Regions from separate parts of the Homo sapiens genome. Here region 2 is linked to region 1. A link is a contact called in ENCODE Hi-C or POLR2A ChIA-PET data. All regions are on one chromosome and are shown on one strand. Each heading gives the region's core, a stretch centred on a gene start or an enhancer-like site at or near the end of the contact. The rest is flanking DNA. Distances are from core to core; before and after follow the strand shown.

Region 1 (6,611 bases), core at 3,699-6,198:
TTACATTCTCATTAAGAGTGCATAAGGGTTCCAGTTTCTCCACATCTTCACCAACACTTGTTATTTTCTCTCTGTGTGTATGCGTTGTGTGTGTTTAATAATAGCCACCCTAATGGATATGCAGTGGTCCAAAGTGACCTTTTTCTATTGTGTTTTGGATACTTGAATCACAAAGTCATATTTAGGAGAGCTCTTAGCACTCACATATCAGCACCTCATGCTCAAAACCTTGCATTGATTTCATGACCAGATAAATAAACATTCAGCTAAAATCCTTCTTGGTGCATGTAGCATTGTCTGTGGTGAAAGAATCAGACAACACAGCCCATCGTCTGAGCTTACTTGTGTGTGACCAGGAGCAATAGAAGCCTCTTGCCTGTCCATATATCATGCAGGCTTGCCCTGGCTTCAAACTTATGGGAGAAAAAGGGGCCAGGTTGGCATCCCTGTTATGTTCCCTCGAGGGTGCACTTTTCACTTTTCTGCCACCCTTTGATTTGGTAGTGTCTGACCCACCATTTAAAGTCAGGACAATGGTTTGAAAATGTCTGAAGCTGCATTGTCTCTGTTTTATTCTAAGGCAGGTTCCCTTGCTACTGGATTTGTTGTGAACCAACTTCTGCCTTTGAAAACCAACTCTGGAATTATTGCCATGTAGATGTGACAGTCACATTCTGATCAGCAGATGTTACTGTGTCTGGGGAGAGAGTTTAATGTGGCCTCATCTTCCTTTGTATTTGTGTGTTGGTTTTTCCCCAATTCTTCAGTAGTGGTTTTGACATCTTTTATCTCCCGCATTCATTCATTGCTTTATGTAGATTGATATTTTTTTATCCCAGGAAAATAATGATTCAAGTATCTGTTATGATGAGGATTTTTAAACTTTCTGTATTTCTTACTTTCTTTTTCTTTTTTTCAGAATGTTGTACCATCTTTGGGTAGGCAGACTTCCCTGACGACATCAGTGATACCCAAAGCTGAGCAGAGCGTGGCTTACAAAGACTTTATTTATTTTACTGTCTTTGAAGGAAACGTTCGCAACGTTTCTGAAGTCTCGGTTGAGTATTTATGCTCTCAGCCTTGTGTTGTCAATTTGGAAGCAGTTGTTTCATCTGAGTTCAGAAGTAGCATTCCCGTGTACAAAAAAAGGTGGAAGAATGAGAAACATCTTCACACCAGCAGGACACAAATAGTACATGTGAAATTTCCAAGCATTATGGTTTACAGAGATGATTATTTCATCAGACATTCCATCTCTGTATCTGCAGTGATAGTACGCGCCTGGATTACTCACAAATACAGTGGCAGAGACTGGAATGTTAAATGGGAGGAAAACTTGCTCCATGCTGTAGCAAAGAATTATACCCTCCTGCAGACCATCCCGCCTTTTGAACGCCCTTTCAAAGATCATCAAGTGTGCCTTGAGTGGAACATGGGTTATATTTGGAACCTTCGGGCAAACAGGATTCCACAGTGTCCTCTGGAAAATGGTAGGTCATCTATCTTGCTAGGAACCTAATTCTCATTTTTTCAGATAGCCTGTATCATGATCGAATGGCAAGAGAAAATTCTTCTATTAGCGAAGGGGGATACAGGGAAGATGGAGGGACACAATGAGTCTGTAACTTTGGAGTTTGAAGACAAAAGGAGAAAAATTAAAAGGGGAAGAGAGGAGAAAGATTAGGAGAGAGCAGGACCAAAGATGAAAGAACAGAACAGAGGAGCTGAGGAAGGTGGACTTTGAGAGGGTTAGATCTGCTTTAAGCTGGAAAGGAGTATTCATGCCACCGAAACAAGGATTGGGAAAATCTTCCCACTCACCTTCCAACAAGCCTGCTAAAGTTTCCTCTTTTTTTTTTTTTTTTTTTTTTGAGATGGAGTCTTGTTCTGTTGCCCAGGCTGGAGTGCAGTGGCGAGATCTCACTCGGCTCACTGCAACCTCCGCCTCCCAGGTTCAAGCAATTCTCCTGCCTCAGCCTCCCGAGTAGCTGGGATTACAGGCACCCACCACCATGCCAGGCTAATTTTTGTATTTTTAGTAGAGATGGGGTTTCACCATGTTGGCCAGGCTGGTCTCAAACTCCTGACCTCAGGCGATCTGCCTGCCTTAGCCTCCCAAAATGCTGGGATTACAGGTGTGAGCCACCATGCCGGGGCCTCTATTATTTTTAAGCAGAGTGTTTTATCCTGGAGGAGATGAGAACCTAAAGGAACCCTTCCAACAGAAAGGGAGGTTGTACCACAGAATGGTAACCTCTGGCTGGGCCTGATTCCTGTCCTGCCACTTTCTATCTCTGTAACCTTGGAAGTCTCTGAGCCTCAGTTTTCCTATCTGTAAAATGGGGATAACAAGCAGTTCCTTCAGAGCAGTGCTGTGAGGACTAAATGAGATGTGATTGCTCAGCACATCATCAGCACTCAGTGAGAAGCTGTGATGATGATAGAGTCCACACTCTGCATTTTATCCTAAATGCCACATGGTCACAGCCTCAGCAGGACCAATCCCGGAGGCTCCAAGGCCCTTCTGCAGCCTCCCTTAAGCCGTGGGGCTGGAGATCTCAGGCATGTGCTGAGAGGCGGCACTCTGAAGTTCTCTCCATTGGTGCAAGGAGCGCCTTGCTCTGTGGATGCCGAGTGCCTGCCAGCTCTTCTTCTGCCCCCTCAGTGGGGAGCCCTCCCCACACATGCGCCCAGTTGTTTCCTCAACTGTGGCCCTAGGACCACCTGTGACAGAATCACAAATGCTTGTTGCAAATGCAAATTCCTAGGCCCAGTCCTTCATCTACTTAGTCAGGATCTGCGGGGGTGGGGGAAGGCTTGGAATCGGCATTTTAAACACCTTCCTCACGACTCTAATGCACCCTAAAACTTGAGAACCTGTGGGCCAGGGACAGAGCTGGTTGGACTTAGGATTGCTATGGTTCCCGTGTCCCGACCCCCAGCCAGGCTTGGCAGGCAGAGGACATCCATGGATTTGTGGCAACAGACCCTTCCACAGGAAGTGCCTGACATTTCATCAACAGGATGGGTTTGGGACAAGGTGACTTAAGGACATGCACTCTAAGTTTTTCCTTTAGTGATCAATTTCTTGTCATCTCTGGGATGTGATTTCTGTTGGGCTATCTTTGGGGGAAATAATGACTGTGGCGATTTCTTGGTACTGTCCCAAAACAGCTCTGCATATAATGAAAACTGAAAGGACCTGTGTCACCATACATGATAGTTGGTCAGAAGCCACTTACCCTAGAACTGGCACATTTGATATTTTTCAAAACTTTTTCTTGTTTTGAGACAGGGTTTCACTCTGTTACCCAAGCTGGAGTGCAGTGGCACGATCATAACTCACTATAGCCTCAACATCCTGGGCTCAAACAATCCTCCCACCTCAGCCTCCTGAGTAGCGGGGACCATGGGCATGTACCACCACACCCAGTTTATTTTTTTATTTTTTTGTAGAGATGGGGTCTTCCTATGTTGCCCAGGCTGGTCTTGAACTCCTAGGCTCAAGCAGTCCTCCCACCTTGGCCTTCCAAAGTGCTGAATTAAAACTATTTTGAAATAAGTATAGATTCACAGAAAGTTGCAAAGGGTACAGGGTCCCTGTGTATCCTCACCCCCGCTTCCTCATTTTCCATAACTACAGTGCAAAATCAAAATTGGGGAAGTAATGCTGATCTAATACTGTTAACTGGACTCCAGACCTTACTCAGATTTTACCACTTTTTACAGGGGGTCCTGTGTTTGTGTAGATCTATACAATTTTAACCTACATTTTAATAACCCTGTCTGTCTGGTTTATTCTGCATTTGTGCAGTGCTTTAAATGAAAAGATGTCTAGAAGATGAAAGTAAATTCCCTTTCTGTGTGTGTGCACATAGTGGGGAGGGTGGGATGGGTAGTTAAATGTCTGAAAGCAGTCAAGTCAATCATTTTGATGATCAGTGTGCCTCCCTCTTCCAGGCAGAGCCCCATGCAGGCATCTGTCTGGAATACCTTCCACAGGGCCACCTAATTTGTTAAGGGGAAGATAGCGTGGGGCACACACAGCCACAATTTGCTGTACCTCCGACTTTGTCAGGGATTAATGATTCCATTTCATATTTGACAAATCATGTATTTCTGATTGAAGAATGACTGAATTGCAAGCTGGAAGTTTCCAAATGAAATCATTTAACGAACTGGCTCAGTTCTTAGGGCACCTGAATATGCCCTTAAAATGTGAAACGTCTTTTCCTTCTTTTGTTGTTTCTTCTCATATTCACAAGGCTTAGGAACAGCACAGTGGGATTTTTCTCCTCACCTGCTTCAGAGCATTACCTTAGGAGTGAGAATTAAACCATAACGCAGAGAAAACCCTTTCCCAAGAGTTAAAGTCACTGAAAATGGTGGGGAGCTCCATGCACCCTCAAAATAAGCTCTGATTACAAGGCTGTGATTTGTTTACCGAAAAAGGGGCACACATTCTTCCTTCTCCAAAAGACAGATCACAAGAGGGTCTGCAGCAGTCCCATGGAAAACATCCATGACCTTTGTTCTGGATCTGGGCTGTGGGGATAGAAGGGGGCCAAGCCTCTGGTTTGTTCTTAGCAGGGGCTTCTTGATGAACAAGAATCAAGTCAGAACAAGATGGCATTAGTGAGGCTCCGAGCTGAGCCACAGGGGGCCTGTCATGTATGGTCCCTGTCTCAGCCAGCACTGATGTGGGGTTTCAGGGAAGGTTTTCTGTGTCAAGTGCCTGGTGTCCTACGATGGCCCTGCCTCTGAACTGAAGTACTCCCTGACTTGCTTTCATTTTCCTTTTCATGTATAAAAAGAGTCAAAGTCCCTGTGCCCGGGCGTTCTGGAAGTGTGCTTGGAGGGCCTCCATCGCTGGCTTTGCCAAGGCTCCCGAGGCGAGGGCCACGTGTGTCCAGACACGGCTCTCAGCAGCTTATCTCCTTTGCCAGGCCAGACCCGGCCAGGCCATGAGGCTGATTTTTGGTGGAGACGCAGCAGACGTTTACCCAGCCCTGCAGGGAAAACCTAACCCAGATGAGAAGTCGGTAGCCATTGGGAACACGTGTGTGCCACGACTCGGCCACATGCCCCCGGTGCACGTGTTACTGCTGCATTCTGGGTGTGGGGGGCATATGTAGCCATAGGCAGACTGTGGATCTACCTAATGTGGCTTATTTCCTTGAGGGAGGGGACTGGGCGTTTCTGTTGTCCCTCCCAAATCACATGTGTGCCTGACTCACGCTGGAGTCACAGAAAGAAAGGAATCAGCCATGCAGGCCAGTGACTTGGGCCCCAGACCTGGGGACCCACCTGGACTTCTCTTCCTGTCATACTCTATTTTGAGAGTCACCTAGTGCTGGCTGTATGTGTCACATATTCAGTCCCTTCTTGCATTTCTCACCACGTGGAGTGCCGTCATCCTGGTCTAAGCCGTCATCCTCCTGTCTGGACTCCTGGCACTGCCTGCAAGTGGCCACCCAGTTTTGCCCGTCGTACCCTCCTCACCCCCCACCAGCAGCCAGTGCAAGGTGATTGCATCACTGCCTGATTAAGCCCCCCAGTTCCTCCCATAATCCACTGATCCCAGTTAAGATCAACCCATGCCCCTTACTCTGTGGGAATCTGTCCCTGTCCCCTTGCAGCCTTGTGTCCCACCACGCACACCCTTCCCCACTGCTTCCAGCCACAGGGGCCCGCTTGCTTCTCCTGGAGCATACCAAGTTCATTCTCACTTTGGGACATCTGTGTGACTGCTCCCTCCACCTAAGATGCTCTTCTCCCAGATCACCACATGGCCACTTCCTTACCTCACCTACCCCTCTGCTCCAATGCCATCTCCTTATCTAAGACAGCAGGCCCACCCCCACCGCCCTGCCTGTCATTGTCCACCTTCATTTTCCTTCCTGGCCTGATCACCACTGGACAGTTTCAGTAAATATCTTTAGTTGCCTATGTGCCTATTTCCTGGCCCACACTGGAGCACAAGCTCCATGAGGCCAGGGGACTTGTTTGCTTTGTTCTGATGCTGATCATAGGCCCCTGCACTCATGACTACTTGTTGATTGAATGAATGCTCTTAACCAAGAGGGAAGGACAGTTTGTGAACATCACACACTGATACCCTTGCAGGGCTGTGTTGCCACATGAGGGAGGGTGTGGGGGTGGAGGTGGCAGTGCTCCTTCCCTAGGGCCACTGCACACACTCCACAGCTTCCCAGACAAACCCACCAGGGCTGCGCTAGTTAAGGCTGCAGGCTCCTCCTGTTCAGGGATTCTCCTTTGCAGCCACAGGTAAGCTCAGCTTCCCCTTTGTGGTTTAAGTCTTTGATTCCCCACCCCTATGTCTTTGCTAAAGCAGTTTCTTTTCCTTAGAATAGCTCCTGTTCCGCCCCGACTCCCCCTGCCCACGAAGCAACACCGCCCCCCACTGCCACTTTCCATGTCTGCTTGGCAAAATCATGCCCCTATTTCAACAGCCTGCTCAAATTTCTAACACTTTTCTAGCCCCCACCCTGAAGTTTTGTTGAGTTTTTTTTTTTTTAATTTCCACAACCAGAAATTAACTTCATAAATGCTGGCCATCAGAATGCTGTGTTGGTACTGCTCCTATGACA
Region 2 (6,275 bases), core at 3,776-6,275, 1.0 Mb before region 1:
AACAAGAAAAGGCTTTGCAACAGACTAGGCTGCCATTGTAAGCTGCTGTGCCACTTGGGACATGTGATCCAGTAGATCCAATAGTGCTTCAAGTTTCAGAGGCAGATAGAGCTTCTGTGTGAAGCCTCTACTGACAGGCTCATATAGGTTAATCAGAGTGAAGACCCTTAGGATCTTAGAGCAAAGCTCTGCCATCCTCTCTGGAAAAGTACTCTCCTTTTTTTTTTTTTTTTTTTTGAGACGGAGTCTCGCTCTGTCGCCCAGGCTGGAGTGCAGTGGCGGGATCTCGGCTCACTGCAAGCTCCGCCTCCCGGGTTCACGCCATTCTCCTGCCTCAGCCTCCCAAGTAGCTGGGACTACAGGCGCCCGCCACTACGCCCGGCTAATTTTTTGTATTTTTAGTAGAGACGGGGTTTCAACGTTTTAGCTGGGATGGTCTCGATCTCCTGACCTCGTGATCCACCCGCCTCGGCCTCCCAAAGTGCTGGGATTACAGGCGTGAGCCACCGAGTACTCTCCTTTTGAGAAACAGATTTTGGCTTGCTACGGGGCCTTATTAGAGACTAAATGCTGAACAATGTGCCAAGGAGTTGCCATGAGACCTGAGCTGCCCATTATGAACTGGGTGCTATCTGGCCCCACGATTCATAAAGTGGGGCATGCATGGCAGTACTCCATCACTGAATGAAAATGGAATATGACAGATCAAGATCAAGCAGGCCCTGAAGGTTCAAGTAAGTTATATGAAGAAGTTGTACAAATGCCCACGGTCCCCATTCCTACCACATTCCCTTCTCTCTCCCAGCCCACACCTATGACCTCAGGGGAAGTTTCCTACTATCAGTTGACCGAAGAAAAAAAAGTGGGCCTAGTTTACAGATGACTGTGGACAATATGCACAAACCATCACAAAGCAGATGGCTGTAGCACTAACTGCCTTTCTGGGACAGGGATAGTAATGAAGGAAAACTCTCCTGTGGACAGAACTTTGGGCAGCACACTTGGCTCTCATTTTGCTTGGAAGAAGAAATGGCCAGAGGTGCCACCGTGTACACCAATTCATAGGATGTGGCCTACTGTTTAGCTAGATGGTCACAGAATTGGAAGGACATAATTGGGAAAATGGTAACAAGAGGATCTGGAGAAATAATGTAGATAGACCTCTTTGGGCAAAAAATGTGAAGGAATCTGTGTCCCACGTGAATGCTGACCAAAAGGTGACCTCAGCAGAGCAGGATTTTAATAATCAAGTAGATAGAATAACTCATTCTGCAGATCCCAGCCAGCTTTTTTCCCTAGCCACTTCTGTCATGAACGAAGAGGCCATAGGAAGGAGGAAGGTGGCTCAGCAACATGAACTTCTATGTACCAAGGCCGACCTGGCTACAGGTGCTAATGAGGCCCAATCTGCCAGTTACAGAAACCAATAATGAGTCCCTGATATGGCACCGTTCCCCAGAGTGATCAGCCAACTATCTCATGAAAGGCTGATTATATTGGACCACTGCCATCATGAATGGGGCACTGTTTTGTTCTTATTACAACAGATACTCTAGATATGGATTTCTCTTCCCTGCATGCAAGCATTCTGCCAAACCCACAGAATGCCTTATCCACCATCTAGGTGCTTCACACAGCATTGCTTCTGATCAAGGAACACACTTTACAGCACATGAAGTGTAACAGTGGACCCATACTAATAAAATTCACTGGTCTTACCATGTTCCTCATCATCCTGAAGCAGCTGGCTTAATAGAATGGTAGAATGGATTTTTGAAGACTCAGTTACGTTGTCAGCAAGGTGACAAAAACTTGTGCAATGTTTTCCATGAGGCTATGTATGCTCTAAATCAGCATCCAATGTATGGTGCTATTTCTCCCATGGCCAGGATTCATGGATCCCAGAATCCAGAGAGAGAAATAAGAGTGGGGCCACTCACTATTATCCCTATTGTTTCACTAGCGAAATTTTTGTTGCCTATTCTTTAACCTTATCCTCTGCTGGTCTAGAGGCCTTATTTCCAAAAAGAGGACTGTTTCCACTGGGAGATAGAATGATTCCACTGAACCGACATTAAGACTACCACCTGGCCACTTTGAACTCCTCATGCCTCAGAATGAACAGGCAAAGAAGACCCAGGGTTAGTGTACTGACCAGGGTTGCTGGTTACTAAGAAGAAATTCAACTGCTACCATACAATGGAGGTATGAAAGACTAAGTCCAGAATACGAGAGATCTTGTAATTACTTTCACGCTCTGTGATTAAAAGACTAAGTCCGGAATACAAGAGATCTTGTAATTACTGCCATGCTCTGTGATTAAAGTCAATGGAAAACTACAATAACCCAATTTAAGGACTACTTAAATTGGGTATGCCCAGACCCTTCAGGAACAAAGTTTTGGATCACCCCAACAGGCAAAGAACCACAAAGAGCTAAGGTGCTTGCTAAGGGAAAGGGAAAAATGGAATGGATAGTGCAAGAAGGTAATCATAAACAAAAACCAGCTACGACCATGTGACCAGCCACAGAAAACTGTAACTGTTATGTCTTATTTTGTAACGAATGTATTCAAATATTTAGCAAATATCTTTGTTTTCTTGCTCTTTAATCCCTTTATCATCTGACATAAGATATATTAATAATAGCTAACTTTACATCATGATATTTAAGTTATAGCTTATTAGGGAGAATGAACATTACCCAGGGACTCCGCATCCTCTTCTGGGGAAAGGGTTGGCATGTTTTCAGTTGTTTGAAGGATATTCATATTATGTTAGGCAGAAGTATGACTTTGTTATTGCGTTCATTTGGAGATTAAGTATCATTTAAGAAGATGTGTATGGGCGCCAAGTTGACAAGGATGGACTATGACAGTTTTATGTATCAACTTGTCTAAACTATAGTATCCAGTTATTCAATCAAACACTAACCTGGGTGCTACTGTGATGGTATTTTGTAAACACAGTTAACATCTACAATCAGTTGACTTTAAGCAAAGGAAATTATTCTTGGAAATGTGGGTGGGCCTGATCCAATCAGCAGGAAAGCCTTTTCTGAGAAAGAAATATTCTGCCCCACGACTGCAGCATCATCGCCTGCCCAAGAGTTTCCAATCTGCCAGCCTATCCTATGGATTTTGGATTTGGATTTGGATCTTTTCAATTACCTCAGCCAATTCCTTGAAATAAGTCTCTATGTTTTACCTATGTCTATCTATGTAGATATGTAGATACATGTATAAAACAATTAATTATTTTAAGTTACATCTTTGAGTATTTTAAGTGCAACTAAATAATTGGTAATATAATTACAGATATGCACTATATAAAATTATATTATTAATTTGTAATAATGAACATATACATTCATTCCTTCTGGTTCTATTTCTGTACAGAACCCTAATACAGGGTCTTTTAAAACATTAAGAGAAAAAATAGCCACTCTTTGCTTCAAAGGATACATCTAGAACCCAAAGAAAGTACTGAAAGATTTTAGTTTAATGCAACAAAGAACTTCTCACAAACCAGAACTGCCTACTAATGGAAAAGTTGTTCAGGAGCAATAAGTTCCCAACCACCCAAAGTATCTGAGGAGCTAATGAATGACAGTCTATAAGGGATACACCGGAGAAGTTCCTGTAATTAGCAGACAGTTTGAGCTTTAGGCTTTGTCCACTTCCTTGAGTTCAATCAAAGTCTGTAATTCTGTAACAGCACGGTGTGATCTTAGATTATTAGCAAGATACATCTTAACCCAAGTAGAAAATGAAAGCAACATCAAACAAAACAGTAAAGAAAAAAAGCTCAAATAAATTCTAAGTTTTAAAGGGATCACGGACAAGGCAAGAGGCAAAAAAAAAAAAAAAAAAAAAAAAGTTTAATTATTTGGTTTGGTGCTTATTGTATCTTGTAACATTCAGCAGTTGAACACTACGGGTTGTTCCAATTTCCTAGCTCTTTAAATTATATCCTATAAAGGCATAAGCTTTTATGTCTTTACTTCACAATAAAGTTCATATAACAATGAACTTGATTTTCAGGACAACAGAACAGAAGGGCTTTCACTGTATTTAGCATCCACATATAGCTCCACCTATACCACCTATTACCACCTCCATAGCTAACAAGGGAGCTCTAGCACTTTCTCTCCCCGGACAAAAGCCTACTAATTGGTCTCCCTGCTCTAAGACTAGACCTTCTAGAGTGTCATTTCAGTGAAAGAGCTGAAGTGATCATTTCCAAACATAAATCAAATCATGTCACACTTCTCAAAAACCCTGCAGTAGCTCCCCATCTCAGAGTACATGACATACAATGACAATGTCCTCACATCTTGTAGATGATGTCTACAAGACTGTACATTCTAGCCCAGACAACCTCTCTGATCTATCTATTACTCTCTCCATTGCTTACTCTACACCAGCCCTGTGGTCTCCTGGAAGTTTCTCCAAAAATCCAACAATGGTATCCATCAGGGCCCATGCACATGCCATTCTCTCCACCTGAAGGGTCTCATCCCTCTGTCTCTCCCTTCTCTCTTGTCAAATGTCAACTATGAAGATTTCCCTGACCACCTTAAATAACAGCAAACACACATATACTTTCCCTAACATTCTCTACCTTCTCACCTATTTTATTTTCCTTCATTGCATTTATCATCTCCTGATAAATATTTGTCTACTTGTTAACTGTCTTATCCTCAGTGAAATTAAGCTCATCGTTTTCTTCATTGCTCCAATACCTACAACAATATCTGTAAGTGTTCAATGAGTATATATTGAAATAATATATTAGCCTTAAGCTAAAATTTCAAACAATCTTCTCAGTTATATGAATATGCTCCTACACAGAAAAAGCTTTAAGAAGGAAAAAGTTCATATACTGTCCTAGTTCTCCTTGCATCCTTCTCACTGATTTGGTTTTACAGAGAATATGAAAGTAAATGTTCTGCCCGTCACAGTTCTCCTCTGTTCCACTGAACCTCAAATTATGAGCTCACATAGCCACAACTTCCTTGTTTGTCAAATAAGAGGAACTGGCGCATGGTGATCAGCTTCTTAAAACTCAAGTATCTAAAAATCAGATTTAAAATAAGGTTTATATGTAATTTTCAATAAGCCATAATGGAATGTCTCAGTAATTAGGATAAATCAACACTGCATATTTACATGAATAGACATATACATATATATATATATATATATATATATATATATATATATATATATATATATATAACCTGAGGTGCTAAATTTGGCTTCATTCTCATAATACAACTAGCACTGAATGCTATATTTTCAGTTTTACTGCTCTTATAAACTACATAGCCTGGTAACCAAGGTAAACAATTTGTATATCTGAAAGTTACATTCTGAATTCACCCAGGCAAAACATAAACCTGAAAAAATAGTCAGAAATGAAAACTATGTCACAAATATCACACATTAAAATCCTACATGCTTTAGTTAAAGGAGGATCCTTCATACCATCAAGATTTACAATTCAAGCCTTGATACCCCTATTTTCCAGTCTTAGCAGATACCAAAAAATAAAATGACAGCTGTCCAGTAAATAAGCTGATACAATCATATGCTGATGACTCCATTTATTCACATTCAAAAATAGGGAAGCAAATCTATGGTATTAAAGTAAGGACAGTGGTTAACCTTAGGCAAAGGCACATACTGATTTCAAGAGGACATGAAGGACTTCTGGGTAAAGGCAACATTATGTTTCTCGATCTGGGTGCTAATAACATGTGAGTATTCACTTTGTTAAAAATGGTTGAAATGAGCTGTATACTGATGATTTGAGCCCTTTCCTGTACTGTTATACTGTATTTAAGTAAAAAGCTTTTGGAAAACTAGATATTACAGCAATTCAAAACCATGAAAAATAAGGTTGAACATGAACAGTGGAACACAAATCAACAATCCTTAAGAGTATCTGTGTTTTTGCATGTGTACTAACCCTAATATTGTACCCATTAACTGTACCCAATACATTCTGATTAAGAAAGTAGAGAAATAAGTCACACGTTTTAGAAATAATTTGACTCCAAAATGTTTGAAATAAAGCAAGTTTTATAATTCAAAGGAGTCAAGGTTCAATTACTCAAGAGGCAAGAGTACTGGTTAAGGATGTGAATCTTGTTGTGAGAATTCTGTCTCACCCACTTGCCAGTTCTGTGAACTCGTGTTTAACCTCTCTGGGTCTCCGTTACATTACCTATAAGATACGGATCTACCCCATAAGCTTGTGAGGACTAAATGA

Evidence for each region. A loop is a pair of places that touch in the nucleus more often than their neighbours do. ChIA-PET counts read pairs that join two places held with the same protein, here RNA polymerase II (POLR2A). Pooled maps may share reads with other maps.
Region 2: a loop to region 1 is called in a pooled map, with 2.5 times the contacts of the local background. The contact joins two enhancer-like sites. A Hi-C loop is called at or near these places in 1 of 37 single-sample maps with no recorded cell type and 2 of 50 pooled maps. POLR2A ChIA-PET finds 5 or more read pairs at or near these places in 2 of 52 experiments (T-cell and activated CD8-positive, alpha-beta memory T cell).

What each region holds. Positions count from the first base shown.
Region 1 is chr4:25,842,173-25,848,783 of GRCh38, reverse strand. It overlaps SEL1L3 (SEL1L family member 3), which reads left to right. Exons shown (of 24, transcript NM_015187.5): 2 at 920-1,490. Among named protein-coding and RNA genes, the nearest start is that of SEL1L3, 18 kb to the left of the region's middle. RefSeq lists a silencer at 2,583-2,877 and an enhancer at 4,483-5,251. Within about 2 kb of position 4,948, at least 11 of the 41 ENCODE cell types and tissues checked have a DNase peak (open chromatin) inside an H3K27ac peak, as active enhancers do.
Region 2 is chr4:26,884,786-26,891,060 of GRCh38, reverse strand. The region is part of intron 1 of STIM2 (stromal interaction molecule 2); the gene reads right to left. Among named protein-coding and RNA genes, the nearest start is that of STIM2, 27 kb to the right of the region's middle. Within about 2 kb of position 5,025, at least 9 of the 41 ENCODE cell types and tissues checked have a DNase peak (open chromatin) inside an H3K27ac peak, as active enhancers do.